Regions from separate parts of the Homo sapiens genome. Here region 1 is linked to region 2. Evidence: chromatin loops called from intact Hi-C (ENCODE). Cell type or tissue: heart left ventricle. All regions are shown on one strand. Each heading gives the region's core, and the rest is flanking DNA. Links, peaks and the distances in the headings are about the cores only. Region 1 overlaps CREB3L2 (cAMP responsive element binding protein 3 like 2). Region 2 overlaps CREB3L2 (cAMP responsive element binding protein 3 like 2).

Region 1 (6,647 bases), core at 929-5,928, 52 kb after region 2:
GGATCTTCATGAAGATGTCTCCCTCCTTCTTCATCTCACTCAACCAGCCCCCCTCCTTCACGTTCCTTCTGGATCCCAAGCCTGCAACGCCTGGAAAGTCTAGATAAGGGTTATGGTCTATGTCATCCTCAGATATGCTGATAAAAAGGCTGAGCAAACAGAGCTCATTTAAAGATCCCCCTCTCCGGAGGCTCTAAGCCAGAATTTACCTGCTCTTCAGGACCTCTTAGCAAGTCCCTGTTCCCACTTAGTCAGCACTGCTTTCTTCCTATTCACAAAGGATCTCTTTAATAACCAGCTCCACCAGTTTTCCAGGTATTAATGTCAAGCTTTTCCCTTTTCAAAAACCAGTACGGTATTCACTTCTTTCTAGTTTTCAGGCACCTCGTACTTGACTTTGTTAGTCCTTAAACTGATTTCTAATTCACGCCATTTTGTATTTATCCTAAGGTAAACATCAATCTTTCTAGCTTCTGGATACATTATTTTAAATTCTGAGCAAAATGTCTCTAGTCACTCTCTGGTATCATGATCCACCCCTCCCATCTTTGTTTTTATTGTTCATTTTTACTGGATTAAATTTAAATGTTTTTCTAACTTCCTCCTTCACGAACTGTATTTATATTAGAGTCTCTGGCCATGGAGCTTACCTAATTTTCCCCCAGGATCTTTTGAAATCTTGAAATCCTCTTCCCTAAATTGCCGAAGCAGGGATAATTATGTCCAGGGATAATTATGTCAAGCCAAACTTGATTTGTTTTTATAAGTTTAAAAATAGTTATTGCCTTTTTTATTTTGGTGTTTTTTTTTAAACAACTTATTTTGTTCAATGTTAGGATAGTATTTGACATATCTGTTGAAGAAAGAAAGAAAAAATAGAAATGAACAAATGATGACAACACCAAAGTAAGAATGTATCACAATCTGTTTTCAGCTGAAATAAATTCCTAGAAGATCCTTTATCCCTTTTAAGATGGCCATGTTAAAGAAACACTTGCGGCCAGGCGCGGTGGCTCACGCCTGTAATCCCAGCACTTTGGGAGGTCGTGGCGGGCGGATCACCTGAGGTCAGGAGTTCGTAGACCAGCCTGGCCAACATGGTGAAACCCTGTCTCTACTAAAAATACAAAAATTAGCCAGGCGTGGTGGCAGGCACCTGCAATCCCAGCTACTTGGGAGGCTGAGGCAGGAGAATCACTTGAACCCAGGAGATGGAGGTTGCAATGAGCCAAGATCATGTCATCGCACTCCAGCCTAGGGGACACGAGCGAGACTTCCTCTCAAAACAAACAAAACAAAGCAAAACAAACAAACAAACAAACAAACCCTTGCTTAACCCACTAGCATGTCTCTGGCTCCCAAAACACTTGTCACTACCAAATCAATCATGTGTTTCGACAGGGGAATGTTTTCCTCCGTGTTTAGCCTTTTGAGCACTCAGCATCTAGACTAAAGCACCCAAGGCTATTGACCCATCAAATACAAAAATGTTAAGCCATCTAGAAAAACCAGATCATTCAGTTAAAGGCTTTCTTTGTGCCTCCTGCACTCCCACAAAGATGGGGAGGGAACAAGCATGATATGCAAGGTAATCAATATTGAACAATCCAATATTGAAAACAAACGGACTGCTTTCAAATTCTTTAAATTCTACCATTCTTTTCAAATTATAGAGAGTCATAATCCAGTAGTGATATGGTTTGGCTTTGTTCCCACCCAAATCTCACCTTGAATTGAGCTCCCATAATTCCCACATGTTGTGGGAGGGACCTGGAAGGAGATAATTGAATGATGGAGGCGGTTTCACCCATACTGTTCTCATGGTAGTGAATACATCTCATGAGATCTGATGGTTTTATAAGGGGAAACCTCTTTTGCTTGGCTCTCAATTATCTCGTCTGCCACCACGTAAGACGTGCCTTTTGCCTTCCGCCAACCACGTGGAATTGTGAGTCCATGAAACCTCTTTTTCTTTATAAATTACCCAGACTCAGGTATGTCTTTATCAGCAGCGTAAGAACAGACTAATACAAGTAGTGACCAAACTCTAGTTCTACTACAGAGATTGTCCAACCGGGGAAACAAAATAGATAAAGAAACTGCCCATAAGGTAACATTCTAAATTCAACTATCTCTAAAGCCAGAGTTAGATCAAGGGACAGGATAGTGCTCAAACTGTTGCCAACTCCAGTAATTACTGCTTCCTCAGATTACTTACGATTTTTCTATAAACAGAAATTTAGTCTGTCTCCTTCTGTCTTTCCAACACGCAGTATCAACACACATGCGCACAAATATATTTACACTCGTTGAGGAAAACATGGCCAAAAAGACAGAAACGTGAACTTTTGCTAGTTTAAGCATTCCATTTTTTCCCTTAGGATAATTAAATCGAATCAATGACAAAAGCCCCTTGATTGTGAGGCTTTGCAATCTACATCTGAAATATCAGAATATTGTTAATATTAAAATGTTAATAGAACACACAGGTGAGTAGACCAATGCTATTGGTTCTTCTGGAATACTTCCTTAAGTTATTTTACAAAGAACCCTGGTCTCAGGAAGCACTGATTAAAGTTTCAAGGAAGTGACACAGCCCATGTTATAAGCAAGGACATAGAAAGCCCTAGGTTCTCCAGCCAAACACTGCAACTATCTGCAAAGCTCTCTCTTCTACGGTAAAGAGAGTTGACCAGGGTAACGTCCACTCAAAATCCCACTCCACTTAAAACTATGGGATTCTATGCCTGAGGAGGAGCAAAACAAAGTGCTATTATTTATGTCAAAATGGGCAACTGGGAGAAACACCTACTGAATCTAGCCTCCTCCTCTAGGGCAGGAATGCTTAAACCTGAGGGTGTATCACAATCACCTGGAGAGTTTATTAAAACACAATGGGTGCATCTCACCCTAGAGTTTCTAATTCAGTAGGTCTGCAGTGGGGCCCAAGAATATGTCTTTCTACCAAGTTCTCGTATGCTTTGCTGGTCCATAAAGCACACTCTGAGAACCACTGGTCTTCCAAAGAAGGAATCTGATGTTCACTGATGGCATCAAGGACTTAGGTGAACAGAAGTTGGGAGGGGCATCAAGACAGAGGAGCCAAAGAAGATACAGATCAGAGACAGGAAGTGCAAACATGTGAAAAGTTATGAAATTCCTCCAGAGAGTGGAAAAATAAGGGCTAGTTGCATCTTCTTAAATTATATCCCACTATGTCTTACTGCATAATTTGTAAAATAGATTATATGTTACTTGCTTACATACTTTAAAAAATTATGTCCAATAAGTTTGGATGGTAATGTGATGCACTTTCAGAAAGCAGGTTAAAAAAAGCAAATTCAGTCAACAAAGAAAACTGTTAATACATTGGTGCTCCCTCCAGTGGCTCAGGGAGAAGGAGGAGCACTATCCTTGATATGGAATTGGAATATTTAAGAAGTGTATGTTGATCCTAGCCACGACTCAGATAGAAGGAAAGCTCAGAATAAGTTAATCTTTTGGATAAAAGAAGAAGATTACCTCACTTTTGACTACAGACAGCTCAATTTGGAGATTTTACAAAGAACAGGAAATAACATATTTTGCCTCATGTTCATGCCTCTCAAATAAAAATAATAAGGAAATTTTAAAAAGAAAAATCGTAGGTAGAAAGGAAGGACCTATGCCATATGAGAGTTCATCAAAGCTCCCCTGCAGTGGCTTACTGACAAGCTGCTAGAACTGTGCTTCTGAATCCTTGTCTCTGCCTCCATATAATACGCAGGAGCCGCATACTCCTCAAGGTAACACTCTCATTACACATGGATTCTCAAGTGTCTGGGAATGAGGGCATGGAAGGAGGGTGTTATGAACTGAAAGTGTGTCCCCCTAAAATTCATATATTGAATCCCTAACCCCCAATGTGATAGTATTTGGAGATGGGGCCTCTGGGAGGTTTACATGACGTCATGAGGTGGGGTTCCCATGATGGGATTAGTGCCCTTATAAGAACAGCCCAGAAAGCTTGCTCTCTCTCCCCTTCTTCTCTCTCTCTCAGTCTTCTCTCTTTCTCCCTTCCTCTCCTTCCCACTCCTCTTTGCCCTGTGAGGACACAGAAAGAAGGCAGCTGTCTGCAAGTCAGGAAGCGGGCGCTCACCAGAGCTCAACTATGCTGGCACACTGATCTCAGACTTTCAGTCTCCAGAGCTGTAAGAAATAAACGTCTGCTGTTTAAGCCACCCAGTCTATGGTACTTTGTTAAGGTGGCCTGAGCAGACCAAGGCAAAAGGTGAGTGAATCTCCATCAGCCTAGCAGTTTGGACTCTGAGCTCATTATCGGGACATCATTATCTACCTAGAGACAATTTACCTAACTTTGGGCCAAGGACTCAGGAAGAAAAGAGCCTCTGGAATGTTATCATGGTCACCACACTACTAGCGGATGTAAAAGGAGAACAAACACTAGGCTTAGCTTGAGTCCCAGCCCTCCTCCCACAGTCACTCCCCCAACCCTAGCTTCTCCCTAATGCTAACCCAAAACAAGAGATACTCCGGATGACTCAGCCGCAAGTGCCCTTGCTATTGATTTGAACCTGATCAGACAGTTTGGTTCTGGCTCTTCGATTCTCTCCCAGACACCAAGCCCCATGTCTCTGAACTGGAGTGTTCCTGTGGCCCCTGCTCCCGATCGCTGGAAACTGACTCACAAGTTTCCCTCCCAGGAACAGGAAGCCTGCCCTGCACTGCATTCCTAAGATCCTTCTAACCACTGGCAGCTCAGCCTCATGTTGGCCACCTGCATGAACTTCCAACCATCACCTCCCCTCACTGTGATGCCCCATCCACTTCCTGGGACACCATGTAAATACCTAACAGCCACTGTTGACTGAGCACCACCGTGTGCCAGGATCTCTGCTTTAATACGCATTATCCCTAATCCTCAACACAATGCTGCAAGGTAGGTTATACTCTTCCCATTTGTGGTTGAAGCACACAAGACTTAGGGAGTTAAATAACCTTCCCAAGATCACACAGCCAGTCAGTAAAAGCTTGCTATTTTCACCTTTCTTTCTGACTTTAAAGTCTATTTTCTTTCCAATACAACACAGCGTCGTTTCTACCCCATTTTGGCACACCCCATCCCTTCCTTGTCCTCCACAGCTGATGTTGCCCTGGACTGGAGCTAGCTACTCTTTTTTTTTTTTTTAATTATACTTTAAGTCCTAGGGTACATGTGCACAACGTGCAGGTTTGTTACATAGGTATACATGTGCCATGTGGGTTTGCTGCACCCATTAAGTTGTCATTTACATTAGGTATTTCTCCCAACGCTATCCATCCCCCAGCCCCAGACTCCCCAACAGGCCCCAGTATGTGATGTTCCCCTCCCTTTGTCCATGTGTTCTCAACGTTCAACTCCCACTTACGAGTGAGAACATGCAGCGTGTGGTTTTCTGTCCTTGTGATATTTTACTGAGAATGATGGTTTCTAGCTTCATGCATGTCCCTGCAAAGGACATGAACCCATCCTTCTTTAAGGCTGCATAGTATTCCATGGTGTATATGTGCCACATTTTCTTAATCCAGTCTATCATTGATGGACATTTGGGTTGGTTCCAAGTCTTTGCTACTGTGAATAGTGGAGCTGGCCACTCTTGTATCCTCTCAGCCTCACACTGTTTCAAGCCAGCTGAACCTCCTCCAATGGGGGGTACAGCTGGATCAGTCCCCAGTATACCATCAGCTCAGGCCCGCCACCAACTCTCTATCCCAACTCATAAATGAATCCAATTTGGTGGCTCCCACCTTCAACCCCATTGATTTACAACTTCCAATTACAGCACATAAGAACAAGTCTTGTGTGTGTCCTAGGGGGTTGGAGAAAAGAAGGAAGAAAGTGAGAAGGGGCAAAAAGAAAATGAGGAAGAAAGAAACGAAGGAGAAGAATAGGGTCAAGGAAAAAAGTGGATCAGAGGAGAGAGAAGGAACGAAGAAGACGTGGCGCCCCATAAAACAGCATGTGTCAAGTGAGGACACTGTGGGGCTGCTTAGTCAGGAAGGGCAGAGAGCTCAAATCTGGAACTCCAGCAAGATCCCTGGTCTCCTAGTTAAGCCAAAGAAAACTGTTCCCAGTCTGAGAAGAGAATGTGCATGATGATATCAAGATTACAAATCATAAAAGCTAAGTTTCCTTTTTGATAAATTGGATCAGAAAAAGAGGTGGCTATAAAGGACATTTTGGGGACAACTAGGGCAATTTGAACATGAATGCCTTAGATAATAGCAGTGTATTAATGTAAAATTTTTTTGAGCATTATGATCTTCTTTTTTTTTTTTTTTTTTTTTTTTGAGACAGAGTCTCATGCCGTCGCCCAGGCTGGAGTGCAATGGCACGAACTCGGCTCACTGCAAGCTTCGCCTCCCGGGTTCATGCCATTCTCCTGCCTCAGCCTCCCAAGTAGCTGGGACTACAGGCGCCCGCCATCACACCCGGCTAATTTTTTTTTTGTATTTTTTAGTAGAGACGGGATTTCACCATGTTAACCGGGATGGTCTCAATCTCCTGACCTCATGATCCACCTGCCTCAGCCTCCCAAAGTGCTGGGATTACAGGCGTGAGCCACCGCGTCCGGCCTATGATTTTCATTGAGGTTGTTTAGCAGAAT
Region 2 (6,647 bases), core at 933-5,932:
GAGAAGTGCTCATATGTAAACATCCTCACATTTATATACCGTAGCAAATATACCTTTTCGGTGACAACTGTATAAGCCAATTTCTTATTTGTTGACCACAGTAGTGAACTGTACTTTGAAATTTGTACTGAAAGTATGAATGGGACCGGGTGAGGTGGCACATGCCTTTAATCCTAACACTTTGGGAGGCCAAGATGGGAGGATCACTTGAGCTCAGGAGTTTCAGACCAGCCTGGGCAACATGGTGAAACCCTATCTCTACAAAAAATACAAAATTTAGCTGGGCGTGGTGGTGCATGTCTGCAGTCCCCGCTACTTGGGAGGCTGAGGTGGGAGAATCGCTTGAACCCATGAGGTTGAGGTTGCCATGAGCCATGATGGCACTACTACACTCCAGCCTGAGCAACAGAGTAAGACCCTGTTTCACACACAAAAAATAAATAAATAAAAAGTATGAATGAAAAGGGAAGTGATGGCATGAGTGAAGGCACAGAAGTGAGAAGAGCAGGATGTATGCCGGAGAATCTGCATACGCAAGGCAGAGAGAGCTTCATTAGACCTCATGAGGCTCAGGGGTCTGCATCCAGGATTCCTAACTATGGGCTTCATAGGAGAACAAAGAGGGAGAAACTCAGAAAGAAACTGACATAGAGAAAGATAAATATAGAAATATAACAACCTTGGCCAGGCGTGGTGGCTTATGCCTGTAATCCCAGGACTTCAGGAGGCCGAAGCAGGCGGATTGCCTAAGGCTGAGAGTTCAAGACCAGCCTGACCAATGTGGCAAAACCTCGTCTCTACTAAAAATACCAAAATTAGCTGGGTGTGGTGGTGCACGCCTGTAATTGCAGCTTCTCAGGAGGCTGAGGCACAAGAATCGCTTGAACCTGGGAGGCAGAGGTTGCAGTGAGCCGAGATGGTGCCATTGCACTCCAGCCTGGTAACAGAGTGAGACTCTGTCTCAAAAAAAAAAAAAAAAAAGTATGATCACCTCAAGGATGTGTTAATTCTAAATGGATGGATGTCAAGAAGCCCAAAAAGATGCACAATTGTGAACCATGAACATGACCAAATAGAGAGGGGGCTCCTTGCAATAGTTGTCATTCAAAGTCAATGTTTACAAACAATGAATTGGCCACATAATTAATTGTGAATTTACTTCACAAAGAGTTGAAACTAGAGTTGTTTGAAATAAGCAAGGTGCTTTTGTAGATGGTTGTTGATTTGTGGGGCTACGTAGGGTTCACGCCTGGATGAATAAGGGCTGCAGTTCTCTTGTTCGATAGTGTTTGTAGTAGCAGTCCATAAAAGTTTTGAAAAATATCACCCTGGTTAGAAGTAAAAGTATGGTAACACTTAGCTGAAATTTAATCACGTGCATATATGGGAAAATAATAGTTAGCTTGCAAAATTTTTATTTGGAAGCAAAATTTTTATTTTTTAAGAACAGAGCTATTTCATAAAGCCAGCTACAACATCTGTGGTACAAACTCATCCCAGCTCTCTCGCCATATTCCCTCTCTGTAGACCCAGAGACCATATCCATAACCCAAAGGGACACAGGGAGGGCAGACAGACCTTCTTTAGGAGAGAAGTTTAGAAACTGATCCACTTCATGAGGCTCCAGCTTAATTTTAGGAATAATGGTCTGGCACGAGGAATCAACCTGGAGGAAGAATTTCAAACACAATTTTTAAAAACCAATCACAGCCTTGAAGACACATGCAGGAGAGCTATTTGTCACCTGTGTCTTCCTCTCGGGACAGCCCTGCCTATCCTGGAGAATAGCTGAGTGTAGGCAACTTCCCTGACAGGGAGTCATTTTAGTTCTTAACCTTTTTCTCATTGCCAAACTTGGCATTACAGCTGACAGGACCTTCAGAACTTCCTTGAGACCACCCTGGGTAACATAGTGAGACAACGTCTCCCCAAAAAAATACAAAAATTAGCCAGTTGTGATGGCGTGCACCTGCAGTCCCAGCTACTTGGGAGGCTGAGGCAGGAGAATCACTTGAACCCAGGAATTTGAGGCTGCAGCGAGCTGTGATCATACCATTGCACTCCAGCCTAGGTAACAGAGTGAGACCCTATCTCAAAAAAAAAAAAAAAGAAAAAAGAAAAAAAAAGAAAAAGAAAAACACTCAGAACTCTAAAGTTGAAAGCCAAATGCTCAAGCCCAAAACTATATCAATATTCTTTTCTATGTTTTTATAGTACTATAAAGGCATTTTATTACAAAATATTCTGGTACTTTTTTTTTTGTGGCATCATTCTGCTAACTTTATTCTTTATACATAGTTTGGGTAAAGTAAGAACCAAACACTGCTTCCACTCCCCCTATCCTCACTCCACTTTGGGGGCTTTAAAAAGCAACTTATAGTTGATACTGGTGAGGATTCCCAAGACTACAGAATTTAGTTGTAGAGCGTAACTGTGCATTTGATCACTGAAAGAAAATAAGAGACCTTCTAAGAGGTGGTGACCTTAGCAGAATAAGGAGGGGCCAGGGGGTCTCTTATCCCAGTTCAGCCTCACACCAGCCTGGGAGTTTTCCCTGCCTGCAACGTAAAGCAGCCTGTAAATTACATATAGCCACAATGCACTTAAATCGAGTCAATCACCATGGAAAATGGGAACTAAATTTTAAAGAGTCAAAGGCCTCCACCAGCTTGCCCTGGGGTAGGGACTGTGCACCAAGCCACATCCTTTCTCTTATATATAACTTTATTAATATTAATAATTAATAATGTTATAATACAATTAATATAATTATTAATAATTAATATTAATGATGTTATTATTAAGGCTTCCTAATGACTGATGGTATCTAATCACGAAAATCCTGGTAGGGAAAGGAGAAAAGTTATCTGGCCCATACACAGGAGCAAGGCCATGCCTCTGAGCTTTGCTAGTTACATACTTTACAATAATTCAACTAGGCCGGGCATGTGGCTCACGCCTGTAATCCCAACACTTTGGGACGCTGAGGTGGGCGGGTCACTTGAGGTCAGGAGTTCGAGACCAGCGTGGCCAACATGGTAAAACCCCATCTCTACTAAAAATACAAAAATTAGCCAGGCGTGGTGGCTGGTGCCTGTAATCCCAGCTACCTGGGAGGCTGAGGCACAAGAATCACTGAACCCGGGAGGCGGAGGTTGCAGTGGGCTGACATCATGCCACTGCACTCCAGCTTGGGTGACAGAATGAGACTTCTGTTTCAAAAAAAAAAGTAATAAATAAAGTAACTAAAATTCTGTGGAGCAAGGAGACTAATATAGACCAGAGAGCCCAGCCTAATAAAGAGACTCAGGTAGCTACTGAGAAAGGAATCCTAGCACACTTGCAGAGGCCTCTGTCTACAACCCTTCATCATCTACACAGATGGACTGACAAGGGAGTAAGCAGTGACACTTTAATGAGTCTACTGATTCTGTGTTACCATATTCTGAACAGGTAGACACTACATCTTTTTTTCTTTCTTTCTTTTTTTTTATTTCTTGAGACAGAGTCTTGCTCTGTTGCCCAAGCTGGAGTGCAGTGCCTCGATCTCGGCTCACTGCAGCTTCCGCCTCCCAAAGTGCTGGGATTATAGGCATGAGCCACCGTGCCCGGCTGCAGATAGACATTCTATCTTGCTCACAAGAAATCTGACTTAAGGAATGTTAATGAAGTTGTTGTTTATAACCTGAAGCTTTGAACTTAAGGGAAGCTAAGACAGGCTTCCAACACTTGCAAGAAGATGTACAAATACAATGCTGGTCCATGGCCAGACACTGGAAATATCCAGAAAGAAGGTAGAGTAGAATTAAATTCTACTTGCGGTAGGCATGGAATCTAGTAAGGAAAAAATCCTGATTTCTTATGCTTTCCACGGGTAACACAATAATAGGTGTTATTATTACTATTACTATTATTATAATGTTATTAATATTGTTAATATTATTCATATTATTATATGAATCAATACGTGGGACATTCCTGACTTGAGTAAGGACAACTCAGCATCTCACTAGGAAAGTAAAATATTACACAGGAGCTCACATTCCCAGTAGCCATGCACTGTAAGCCATGGATTACATCACCACTTCAATCACTCCCTTTCCACTGCTTAAAAATCAGTGCCATAGAGAAATTTTTTTTACCATAGATATTTTCTGTGTTTTTTATTTTGTAACAGTAATCAAAAAGAGAATGAAATCAGCTTAGCTACTAATTTTTTCCGAACAATGGCTTTAAAGGAAGTTGGCACCAAATCAACATACCCTTATTAAATGTATACATATGTATATACACACATATGAAGTTGCATGTCCTTAAATGTACACAGCCACTAACTCCAAAAAGATTAAACACCTTATTGGAGAATGAGGATCTATCTGTATCTTTTAATCCAACCTGTTTAAACAGACGAAAATTGAGCATACCCCAGTGTTCATTTCCAGAGGAGGTTCCTCCTTTTCCAACGGGGTGGAGATGGCTGTGATGGTCAGAGTGACAGACGGAACGAGTCCTGGGGGTGGTTCGTCTGTAACTGGCTCTGTCTTGATGGATGTTGAAGGGAAGTCTGTAGACAGGTACCATTTCTCACTTTCCACCTCATCTGCAGGAAAAAAGACAAGCACACATGTGAACTTGTTCAGGGCATCAGGCATAAGCAAAACAAGCGACCACTAGTCTTTCTCCCCAAAAAAGCTCAGTGAAGGATGATTGAAAGTAGAATAAAAGAAAATGAAATATGTGAGGGAAAAGATTGATAGATATGAACAGCAAAGAAAGAATCTATACTTGTATTCGCTTGCATGTGAGTATGCCTAAAGAAACTCTGGAAGGAATCCATAGAAAAGAAAGAAACTTGGCTTCCTGAGAAAGGCAGGAAGAAACCTGGGTTGATGGGGAATAGAATAGGAGGGAGGATTTTGAATATGTAATGAGCTACTCTTTTTGGTTGTCAAATCATGTAAATGTATTATCTATTCAAAAATAGATAAATAAGCACATTTAAAAACATGAAAGAAAGAAGCAGCCGGGCACAGTGGCTCACGCAAGTAATCCCAGCACTTTGGGATGCCAAGGCAAGAGAATTGCTTGAGCCCATGAGTTCAACACCAACCTGGGCTACAATGCAAGACTCTGTCTCTACAAAAAAAAATTTTTAACTAGCTAGGTGCAGTGGTGAGCATCTGTGGTCCCAGCTACTTGGGAGGCTGAGGCAGGAGGATTGCTTAAACCAGGAAGTCGAGGCTTCAGTGAGCTGTGATCACATCATTGTACTCCAGAGCCTGGGCAACAGAGTGAGACCCTGTCAAGAAAGAAAGAGAGAGAAAGGGAAGGGAGGGGGAGGGGGAGCGAGAGAAAGCAAGAGTGAGAGTGAGAGTGAGAGCGAGAGCGAGAGCGAGTGACAGCGAGAGCGACAGAGAGAGAGAGAGAAGCAAGCAAATGGTTGGTAACCAACGGGAGAAGATGAGAGAACATGGTGAGTAGGTCTCTCTCTCCTTCTCTCCAAAGGAAAGTTATTTGGTTTTTTGATATTTTTTCTTCTCACTCCATTTTTTTGTTTGTTTTTGTCCTCTTCTGTTTTCACTGTGATCCCACCTAGCCTTAAACCTAACTTAGACTTTCAGAGACTCTGCTTAGCCCTTTGGGAGACTTTGGTTTGTAATAACCATCTGCCCTTTGCTGAAATGGACAAAATACTCTTCCTGAGAAAACAGCTGCATCTTGGTGAGTCTGGGTCTTGTCTTTCCTGATTATCACCAGGCCTGGAGATAGCTAACAACCGAGAGACAAGACGGAACAGACAGAGTGCCTCTGCCACTTAATGCACATTCTTCTCAGAGTCTAAAAGAATAAGAATTTGTATTTCTTAACAAGTTACTTTGGAGCTAGCGCTCAGCACTGCCTGGAAAAGCCGGGAGGAGGGAAGGAAAGGAAACGACCAGAGGGTTGGAAACAGCCACAGAACAAGACAAAGCAAGCCAAAGGCAACGTTCCTTAGCTGATACCAGTTTTACTAAAATGAGGCTAAAATAAAGCAAAGACACGCTCCTTTGCTTTCTCAAAATGCTTACACACATACACCACATTTCACATACTTAGTGACCCATGACTGTCAGGAGAGCAAAGTCGTTCACATTATAAATTTATTTTACATTCAAGAATGTGACTCCAGTTTTCTTATGAAAAGGTACAATCATTTAGAACCGCTAAGAAGAAGGGAAGGGTAGACACAGAAACTAAGAACTAAAATCTACGATTATTAAAATTATGTTTCATAAGTGACTTCTTTAAAGCACAAAAATGTTAGGTTCATATTTGAGGAATGATTTCCCCCTTAAATCCAGTTTATAATTGATGAATTATCCCAGCCTCAATTTATTTCCCAAGGTGAAATAAAGACAGGATGGGCAGGTGGTGGAAGATGTTTTGCTTTTAGAGTGGGGCTGCTGAGTGCTATGGTGTGACGGGGATTTCCATCCTTCATGGGGTGTGCGCCACATCCTGGTGGAAGGGGAGGGCGGGGGAACAAAGGGCTCTCTGATGGCGGCCAGAGGAGGGAGACCACTCTGTACTGGACTCAGACCGTGCCCCAGCTCAGCCCAGAGATGGAGCAACTGGACCACGAGCCAAAAGATTCCGTTGACTCTCCC

What was found. Hi-C counts contacts between places; a loop is a spot of excess contacts. Peaks named below come from ENCODE experiments on the same cell type or tissue, not always from the same donor. Only the 100,000 strongest peaks of a DNase experiment are listed, where the experiment ranks them.
Region 1: a loop joins it to region 2, with 1.8 times the contacts of the local background. A loop is called at or near these places in 4 of 110 quality-filtered maps.

What each region holds. Positions count from the first base shown.
Region 1 is chr7:137,963,035-137,969,681 of GRCh38, forward strand. All of the region lies in intron 1 of CREB3L2 (cAMP responsive element binding protein 3 like 2), which reads right to left. Among named protein-coding and RNA genes, the nearest start is that of CREB3L2-AS1, 13 kb to the left of the region's middle. In heart left ventricle, for the core only: a CTCF peak has its summit at 3,388 (motif pointing left); no DNase peak of the experiment used is centred there; H3K27ac peaks cover 1,107 bases.
Region 2 is chr7:137,911,413-137,918,059 of GRCh38, forward strand. CREB3L2 (cAMP responsive element binding protein 3 like 2) reads right to left here. Exons shown (of 12, transcript NM_194071.4): 3 at 4,425-4,600; 4 at 1,579-1,666. Among named protein-coding and RNA genes, the nearest start is that of CREB3L2-AS1, 39 kb to the right of the region's middle. RefSeq lists an enhancer at 5,840-5,889. In heart left ventricle, for the core only: no CTCF peak of the experiment used is centred there; no DNase peak of the experiment used is centred there; H3K27ac peaks cover 597 bases.